Regions from separate parts of the Homo sapiens genome. Here region 2 is linked to region 1. The links are chromatin loops, found by intact Hi-C in ENCODE. Cell type or tissue: ovary. All regions are shown on one strand. Region 1 has its middle 13 kb from the start of TIMM29. Region 2 holds the start of MIR6886 (microRNA 6886).

Region 1 (5,000 bases):
CCCGAGTAGCTGGGACTACAGGCACGTGCCACCACGCCCAGCTAATTTTTTGTATTTTTAGTAGAGACAGGGTTTCACCGTGTTAGCCAGGATGGTCTTGATCTCCAGACCTCGTGATCCACCTGCCTCGGCCTCCCAAAGTGCTGGGATTACAGGCATGAACCACCACACCCAGCCTCTCCCTCTTTTTTTTTATTTTTATTTTTTTTTTGAGACAGAGTCTCACTGTTCAACTAGGCTGGAGTGCAGTGAGATGATCATGGCTCACTATGGAGTCAACCTGCGGGGCTCAGGTGATCCTCCACCTCAGCCTCCCAAGTAGCTGGGACTACAGGAGCACACTACCTCACTCAGGTAATTTTTTTTTTTTTAGAGGGAGTCTTGGTCTGTCACCCAGGCTGGAGTGCAGTGGCGCGATCTCAGTTCACGGCAACCTCTGCCTCCCAGGTTCAAGCGATTCTCCTGCCTCAGCCTCCGGAGTAACTGGGATTACAGACACCCACCACCATGCCTAACTTTTTGTATCTTTAGTAGAGATGGGGTTTCACCATGTTGGCCAGGCTGGTCTCGAACGCCTGACCTCATGATCTGCCCACCTCGGCCTCCCAAAGTGCTGGGATTACAGGTGCGAGCCACTGTGCCCTGGCTATATTTTATTTTAGTATTTATTTATTTATTTGTTTATTTATTTATTTATTTATTGAGAGGGAGTCTTGCTCTGTTGCCCAGGCTGGAGTTCAGTGGCATGATCTCAGCTCATTGCAACCTCTGCCTCCCAGGTTCAAGTGATTCTCTCACCTCAGCCTCCCCAGTATCTGGGACTACAGGCACATGCCAGCACATCTGGCTAATTTTTGTATTTTTAGTAGAGACAGGGTTTTTACTAAATTTTTCATATTTTTAGTAGAGATGGGGTCTCCCTATGTTGCCCAGGTCAGTCTCAAACTCATAGCTCAAGGGATCCATCCACATTAGCCTCCCAAAGTGCTGGGATTACAGGCATGAGGCACTGTGCCCCACCGTGACAGTTTACTTCATTGTGGTCATCCTCTTGATATTTTGAAAGCATTCAAACTCTACAGTGGCTTTTATATAATTAAACAACAATTTTAAAGAGATGGAGGTGTCACTATGTTGACCAGGCTGGTCTTAAACTCCTGGTCTCAAACTCCTCGTCTCAAGCAATCCTCCCATCTCAGCCTCCCAATGTGCTGGGATTACAGTGTGAGCCACCACGTCCAGCCTATAGTGGCTTTTGTAAAAACCCCTACAGAGTGAGGCCTATCATATTATTTCAAAAGCCTACACCCAATATCTAACTGTTCTCAGAAGAAATAGGGAGACTTTTCAGAGCATCACTACCTAAGCAAGGTCACAGATTGGAGCCCCAGCTGGGAGGAAACAGAGCTATCAACATTAGATGTGCCTCAACAAAGACCAGTGCAGTCCCTGCAGGGGATGATGAAAACTTTTCAAAGCCAGCTGTCCCACGAGTAAAGTTTAAACCAATCCACAGAGCACAGATCCTACACTGATAAGCAATAACACTACAGCAGAACTCAAGCAATGGAAAATCCTACAAGTTTTAGCATGAATAACATCCACAAGAGCTGGGTTATTAGAGCAGAGCACCTCTCCCTGGTTTTGATTCAAAGAACTTGCCAGAATTTAAATTAATTATTTTTTCATGTAATTATTTGCTGCAAGGCTGGGCACGGTGGCTCACGCCTGTAATCCCAGCACTTTGAGAGGCCGAGGCGGGCGGATCACAAGGTCAGGAGATTAAGACCATCCTGGCTAACACGGTGAAACCCCGTCTCTACTGAAAATACAAAAAAATTAGTCATGTTGGCCTGGCTGGTCTCGAACTCCTGACCTCAGGTGATCAGCCCGACTTGGCCTCCCAAAGTGCTGGGATTACAGGCGTGAGCCACTGTGCCCGGCCCCTGCATTTTATTTCAATGGAAGGATGTCTAACTTAATTTTCCCACAAATGGTTTCCAGATCATCTCTCATTCAGGGCAAACACCAGATCAGGCCTCTACAAGGAACGACAGATTAGTGCAGCTGGGAAATGGGTAACACCCACCTGATAGAGAAAGGGGGTTCTTGCTCCCTCTAGTGTTCACCACACACTACAGATGTCCTGCTGTTCCCCTGTAAGGCGACCAGTAATACCTACCATGTCAGCTTTGAAATAACCAAGATGTCACTAAGTAGATGGGTGAATAAACCAACTGGGGTCCATGCAGACAATGGAATATATTCCGTAAGATAATATATTACACTAGAAAAGAACTAGCTGCTCAGGAGGCTGAGGTTGGAGGATCACTTGGCCCAGGGGTTCGAGACAAAAGCCTGAGACCCCATCTCCATGAAAAAAAAAAAAAAATTAGCTGGGCCTGGTGGCACATGCCTGTAGTCCCAGCTACTCAGAAGGCTGAGGCAGGAGAATCGCTTGAACCCAGGAGGCGGAGGTTGCAGTGAGCCGAGATTGCGCCACTGCACTTCAGCCTGGTGACAGAGCTAGACTCCATCTCAAAGAAAAAAAAAAAAAAAATCTGCCGGGTGCGGTGGCTCACGCCTGTAATCTCAGCACTTTGGGAGGCCGAGACGGGCAGATCACGAGGTCAGGAGATGGAGACCGTCCTGGCTAACGCAGTGAAACCCCGTCTCTACTAAAAATACAAAAAAAAAATACAAAAAAAAAAAATTAGCTGGGCGTGTTTGCAGGCGCCTGTAGTCTCAGCTACTGGGGAGGCTGAAGCAGGAGAATGGCCTGAACCCGGGAGGCGGAGCTTGCAGTGAGCCGAGATCCTGCCACTGCCCTCCAGCTTGGGCGCCAGAGCGAGACTCCATCTCAAAAAAAAAAAAAAAAGCTCCATAGGTACCTACCCTGTGTTCACTTTATCTTATGGAAAGTGACCATTTACTGGGCGCCAGACGAATACATAATTGACTATCCCCCTACCTGCTCCTTTTCTGTAGGAATATGTGAATTACATATGGATACATTTGGGATACATTACATATATGGATTTTATTACACATGGACACATTACTCTCCCATTTGCCCTCCAGCCCACTTTTCCCCTTTAAATACTGAAGCCCTCAAAATAATTTTTGGAGAAAGACACAGATTATGAACTGTGTCCGTGATTCTATGTTTCGTTCTTTTTCTCTTTTTCTTTTCTTTCCTTCCTTTCCTTTCCTTTCCCTCCCTCCCTGCCCCACTCCTCCCTCTCTCCCTCCCTGCCTCCCTCTGTCTCTCTCTGTCTCTCTGTCTCTTTCTGTCCCTCTGTTGCCCAGGCTGGAGTGCAGTGGTGCACAGCGATTCTCCTGCCTCAGCCTCCTTAGTAGCTGGGATTACAGGTGCCCACGACCGCGCCCGGCTAATTTTTGTATTTTTAGTAGAGATGGGGTTTCACCATGTTGGCCAGGCTGGTCTCAAACTCCTGACCTCGGGTTATCTGCTCGCCTTGGCCTCCCAAAACGCTGGGATTACAGGTGTAAACTACTGCACCTGGCCCTGTGTTTATTTCTTCCAGGCATGTCCTAAACCTTGGCAAAATGAATTTCTAATTTGATGGAGACCTGTCTCAGATACTTCAGATACTATTCATTTTCAAATAATGAATAGCTATTCATAATCATCACTGTGGGCCAGGCATGGTGGCTCACACCTATAATCCCAGCACTTTGGGAGGCCGAGGCAGGCAGATCACGAGGTCAAGAGATCGAGACCATCCTGGCCAACATGCTGAAACTCCGTCTCTACTAAAAGTACAAAAATTAGCTGGGCATGGTGGCATGCACCTCTAGTTCCAGCTACTTGGGAGGCTGAGGCAGGAGAATCGCTTGAACTTGGGAGGTGGAGTTTGCAGTAAGCCAAGACTGCGCCACTACACTCCATCCTGGCAACAGAGCGAGGCTCCATCTCAAAAAAAAAAAAAAGAAAAAGAAAAAGAAATTGTCACTGTGGCCTGCCACAACATGGGAAAGGAACACAGCATCCTTGTGGCTGCCCTGAGGGAAACCTCAAAAGGCAAGTCAAGGATGTCTTCTGTAGATGGCTGTGAATTCCCCAGAAACTCCTTCTGGTAGGACATGATTGTGAACCAATGTTCTCTGAAAAGGAATTTGGAGGGAATAGATTGTATTCCAGTCAACAGTTTGCAAACTGAAGAGACACAGTATTTGGTGTAAAATGAAGGTGCATTCCAGAGAACAAAGGGAGGGTTCAGGTTTTTTTTTTTTTTTTTTTTTTTTTTTTTTTTTTTTTTTTTTTTTGTGAGACAGTCTGGCTCTGTCACCCTGGCTGGAGTGCAGTGGCGCAATCTGAGCTCACTGCAACCTCTGCCTCCTGGGTTGAAGCAATTCTCCTGCCTTAGCCTCCCGAGGGTTCAGGTATTATAGCAAAAATTCCAGCCCAGGTTCCCACTCAAGTCTGTTTATGCAAATCAGGGAGTCAAACTTGCCTAGTTTTTACTGGTTGACACATCTGAGTTCTGACTGATTGGTCCAGGAGACCTCTGAATGTCCAAAAGTTAAAACGGAGGCGTGAGTTTTGGGGCAACTCAGAATACATGTGTGACCTCTATTCAGCAAATGGTTGCTTGGGTGTACTTAAAATTGAAGCCCAGTCTGCCACTCCAGATCCATCTTGAAGGACTGGCTCTTTCAGGTTTTTATTTGTTCACCTGGTGAATCAGTAACAGGAAATGTGAAATGCCTGTGGCTCACCAGCTATAAATAAGATTGCAAGAACAAAAGAACTGGCTTCTTTGTACAGCTATTAATGAAACGATTGACCTGGGCACCCATCAGAAGTGATAAAATTGGGCCGGGCACAGTGGCTCATGCCTGTAATCCCAGCACTTTGGGAAGGTGAGGCGGGTGGATCACTTGAGGTCAGGAGTTTGAGACCAGCCTGACCAACATGGTGAAACCCTGTCTCTAATAAAAATACAAAAATTAGCCGGGCGTGGTGGCAGGTGCCT
Region 2 (5,000 bases), 170 kb before region 1:
TCCCCATTGACTTGTGACAACCAAAAAATCTCTAGAAATTGCCAAATGTCCCCTGAGAGCCAAGATCACATGTGACAGAGGATCACTGCCTTTCACGACTCTCAGTAAAAAGAATACAAACCACCGGGCACGGTGGCTCACGCCTGTAATCCCAGCACTTTGGGAGGCAGAGGTGGGCGAATGACCTGAGGTCAGGAGTTCGAGACCAGCCTGGCCAACATGGAGAAACCCCATCTCTACTAAAAATACAAAATCAGCCGGGCGTGGTGGCACATGCTTGTAATCCCAGCTACTAAGAAGGCTGAGGCAGGAAAATGGTTTGAACCCAGGAGGCAGAGGTTGTGGTGAGGCGATATCGTGCCATTGCACTCCATCCTGGGCAACAAAGGTGAAATTCCGTCTCCAAAAAACGAAAAAAAAAAGAAAACAAACCGGCCGCAGTGGCTCATGCCTGTAATCCCAGCACTTTGGGAGACTGAAGTGGGAGGATCACTTGAGGCCGGGAGTTTAAGACAAGCCTGGTCAACATACTGAGACCCCATCTCTAAAAAAAAATACAAAAATCAGCCAGGTATGATGGCACACATGCCTGTAATCTCAACTACTCAGGAGGCTGAGGCAGGAGAATCGCTTGAACCTGGGAGGCAGAGGTTGCAGTGAGCCAAGATTGTACCACTGCACTCCAGCCGGGGTGACAGAACGAGACTGTCTCAAAAAAAAAAAAAATACAAAAATGAGCTGGGCATGGTGGTGTGCACCTGTAGTTCCAGCTACTTGGGAGGCTGAGGTGGGAAGATCACTTGAGCCCAGGAGGTTAAGGCTGCAGTGAGCTATGATCACAGCACTGCACTCCTGCCTGGGGACAGAGTGAGATCCTGTCTCTTAGAAAAAAAAAAAGAAGAAGAAGAAAGAAAGAAAACAGAAATAGCTGGGCGCGGTGGCTCAAGTCTGTAATCCCAGCACTTTGGGAGGCCGAGGCAGGCAGATCACCTGAGGTCGGGAGTTCGAGACCAGCCTGACCAACATGGAGAAACTCCGTCTCTACTAAAAATACAAAATTAGCCGGGCATGGTGGTGGTGCATGCCTGTAATCCCAGCTACTGGGGAGCCTGAGACAGGAGAATCACTTGAACCTGGGAGGTGGAGGTTGCGGTGAGCCGAGATCATGCCATTGCCCTCCAGCCTGGGAAACGAGAGCAAAACTCTGTCTCAAAAAAAAAAAAAAAAAGAAAGAAGAAAATAGAAATAACTCAGGTCTAAGACCTCCTCCTAGTCACAACCAGTTTTCTGCGTTCATCTTGGCTTGAGTGATCTATAGTCTGTGTCTATCCGCCACCTAAGTGCTTGCATCTCGTACGTAAGCCACACCTCAAAGACGGCCAAGGAGAAGGGGTGGGCCAGCCTCTTTTCATCCTCCAAGATGGTCTTCCGGTTGCCCCCGTTGACATCGATGCTTGAGATGGAGTGAAGTTTGGAGTCAACCCAGTAGAGGCGGCCACTGAGGAGATCTAGACACACAAGTGGATAAGGAGAGGTCACGTGCTGATGCCAGTCCCAGAGGGTCCTGAGGGCCTGGCCACGCTGCTCCGGGCAGGAAGACCCCCTGCCAGGGACCTAGCAGAAAAGCACCTGGAGAGGCAGCTCCAACCACATGTGAGCCTGAACCCCTCCCCTGTGACGCCCTCTCCAATGGGCAGGTAGGGGAGTTGCAGGTCAGAAAAACTTCAAGGAGGCTGGGTACGGTGGCCCACGCCTGTAATCCCAGCAGTTTGGAAGGCTGAGGCGGGAGGATCGCTTGCACCCTGAGTTTGAGACCAGCCAGGCCAACATAACAAGACTTTGTCTCTTCCCAAAAATAAAATAAAATTAGTCTGCCGTGGTGGCACGTGTCTGTAATCTCAGCTACTCAGGAGGGTGAGGCAGGAGGATCACTTGAGCCTGGGAGGTGGAGGCTGCAGTGAGCTACGATTGCGCCAGTGCACTCCAGCCTGGGTGACAGACCAAGACCTCATCTCAAAAAAAGAAAAAACAAAGAAAAGAAAGAGGGAAACCTTCAGGGAGCAGCTTGGGCTTGTCCCAGAGCCACCTGGCAACCCCCGTCTGTCCTCCAGCCTGTGCCCGGCCCTGGCTGGGACGGCTGTCCTGCGAACATACCTAGGGTGATGCCATTGGGCCACTGAATGTTTTCAGTCACCAGCGAGTAGATGTCCACACCATTCAGGCCCCCTTTCTTGATCTTGGCGGGAGTTCCCCAGTCAGTCCAGTACATGAAGCTGGTGGGAGGACAGAGAATAGCTGTGAGGCTGGAGGGCGGGGGAGGATCCCAGCCAATGCGTGCAACGAATTCTGGAAGAAACAGCCAGGCTCAGGCTTGGGAAATAGTCCTGCTGGGAACCCCAAACTCCAAATGTGGCTTGTTTGGGTTTTTTTTTTTTTTTTTTGAGACAGAGTCTGTCTCTGTTGCCCAGGCTGGAGTGCAGTGGCACGATCTTGGCTTGCTGCAACCTCCACCTTCCAGGCTCAAGCGATTCTCCTGCCTCAGCCTCTGGTGTAGCTGGGATTACAGGCGCCCACCACCACGCCTGGCTACATTTTTGTATTTTTAGTAGAGACGGGGTTTCACCATGCTGGCCAGGCCCGGGAGGCTGAAATCAAGAGGATTGCTTGAGCCCAGGAAGTTGAGGCTACAGTGAGCTATGATCACACCACTGCACTCCAGCCTGGGTGGCAGACTGAGACGCCATCTCGAAAGAAAAAGGAAGAAACACAAGAACACAAGCCATGCGCAATGGCTCGCACGTGTAATCCCAGCACTTTGGGAGACCAAGGCAGGAGGATTGCTTGAGGCTAGGAGGTCAAGACCAGCCTGGGCAACATAGTGAGACCTCATCTCTACTAAAAATAAAATAAATTAGCTGGGCACAGTGGTGTTCACCTGTAGTTCCAGCTACTTGGGAGGCTGAAGTGGGAGAATCAACTGAGCCCAAGAGTTTGAGGCTGCAGTGAACTCTGATTGCGCCACTGCACTCCAGACTCAGTGACAGAGCGACACCCTGTCTCAAAACAAACAAATATGAGACCAGAACACACGCACACAACACACACATTTGTATCTGAGTGGAGACAGTCTGAGAGTCTCTTTCCCTCTGGCCTGGCAGTTATGTGGCCAAACACACTGGGCCACATGTACCCCACCCATTGTTCTGTGGCAACAGCGAGCATTGTCTTGTTTAAAAGAGATCCAGGGTTGGGTTGGGCACAGTGGCTCATGCCTGTAATCCCCGCTGTTTGGGAGGCTGAGGCAGGCAGATTACTTGAGGCTAAGGGTTCGAGACCAGCCTAGCCAACATGGTGAAACCCAGTCTCTACTAAAAATACAAAAAATTAGTCAGGCATGGTGGTACATGCTTGTAATCCTAATTAGTTGGGAGGTTGAGGCAGGAGAATCACTTGAACCTGGGAGGCGGAGGCTGCAGTGAGCCGAGATCACGCCACTGCAATCTAGCCTGGGCGACAGAGCGAGACTCCGTCTCAAAAAATAAAAAATAAAAAGGGGGCCGGGCGTGGTGGCTCACGCTTGTAATCCAAGCACTTAGGGAGGCCGAGGCGGGTGGATCACAGGGTCAGGAGATTTAGACCATCCTGGCTAACGCGGTGAAACCCCGTCTCTAATAAAAATGCAAAAAATTAACCGGGCGTGGTGGCGGGTGCCTGTAGTCCCAGCTACTCGGGAGGCTGAGGCAGGAGAATGGCGTGAACCTGTGAGGCGGAGCTTGCAGTGAGCCGTGATCGCACCACTGCACTACAGTCTGGGCGACAGAGCGAGATTCCATCTCAAATAAATAAATAAATAAAAATAAAAAGGGACGCTGGCCATAGCGGGCCCACCTTCACCCGCAGGCATCTGATGATGCTCTCTTCCCTGCTTTTCCCTTCCAGACACCAAGTGTGCCTTCTCCAGTGTTCTCTGCTGGAAACCCAACATTCACCTCCTGATTGTAGCTGCAAGGACAGTGTGCGTCCCGGGTTGTCAGCACCACACTGAAACTGTGAAATGCCACCTCTCACGTGCTTAGGTAGCAGATGTCACCTGACAGGTACAGAGTACACCGGGCAGGTGGCAGGGGCGATGCTTCCTGCCAGGGGACACAGGTCACAGTGTCTTGACCCAGGAGCTGCTGAGTCAGCCATGGGCTTGGAAGATACCATCCTGTTGTCTAGCCACTAACCAGTTTTTTGTTTAGTTTTTTTTTTTTTTTTTGAGACGGAGTCTCACTCTGTCACCCAGGCTGGAGTGCAGTGGGGCTGTCTTGGCTCACTGCAACCTCCATCTCCCAGGTTCAAGTGATTCTCCTGCCTCAGCCTCCCGAGCAGCTGGGATTACAGGTGCCCACCACCACACCCGGCTAATTTTTGTATTTTTAGTAGAGACGAGGTTTCACCATGTTGGTCAGGCTGGTCTTGATGATCCACCCACCTTGGCCTCCCAAAGTGCTGGGATTACAGGTGCTTTGAGCCACCATGCCCAGCCCACTAACCAGTTCCTGAAGCTCCTTCCTGCTCCCTCCATTCCCTCTGCAGCCCTCAGCGTCGTGGATACGCACCCATGAACAGGATCCACCACGATGGCCCTTGGCTTGGAGCCGTTCTCCCTGAATAACGTTTTCCTCTTCACGCCCTTGGTATCCGCAACAGAGACAGTGCCCAGGACAGAGTCGGTCCAGTAGATGTTGCTGTGGATCCAGTCCACAGCCAGCCCGTCGGGGGCCTGGATGTCTCTGCTGATGACGGTGTCATAGGAAGAGACGCCGTGGGCTCTGTCAAGCTGGGTGCTGAGGCAGGAGGAGAGAAGGGCATCAGCGCCAGGAGCCCTCATCTCACCTGCGGGCCAAGGCTGCAGGCAGGGGCGACGCTCACCTGCAGATCATTCTCTGGGACAGGTCAGACCAGTAGATTCTATTGCTGGCCACCTCCGTGTCCAGAGCGACCACGTTCCTCAG

The links. A loop is a pair of places that touch in the nucleus more often than their neighbours do. Peaks named below come from ENCODE experiments on the same cell type or tissue, not always from the same donor. Only the 100,000 strongest peaks of a DNase experiment are listed, where the experiment ranks them.
Region 2: a loop joins it to region 1, with 2.7 times the contacts of the local background. A loop is called at or near these places in 22 of 110 quality-filtered maps.

Annotation. Positions count from the first base shown.
Region 1 is chr19:10,939,323-10,944,322 of GRCh38, reverse strand. No RefSeq gene overlaps it. Among named protein-coding and RNA genes, the nearest start is that of TIMM29, 13 kb to the right of the region's middle. In ovary, a CTCF peak has its summit at 2,128 (motif pointing left); no DNase peak of the experiment used is centred here.
Region 2 is chr19:11,113,367-11,118,366 of GRCh38, reverse strand. LDLR (low density lipoprotein receptor) reads right to left here. Exons shown (of 18, transcript NM_000527.5): 9 at 4,918-5,000; 10 at 4,605-4,832; 11 at 2,155-2,273; 12 at 1,369-1,508. It overlaps MIR6886 (microRNA 6886), which reads right to left and starts at 4,893; the gene lies at 4,833-4,893. In ovary, no CTCF peak of the experiment used is centred here; a DNase peak (open chromatin) is centred at 2,316.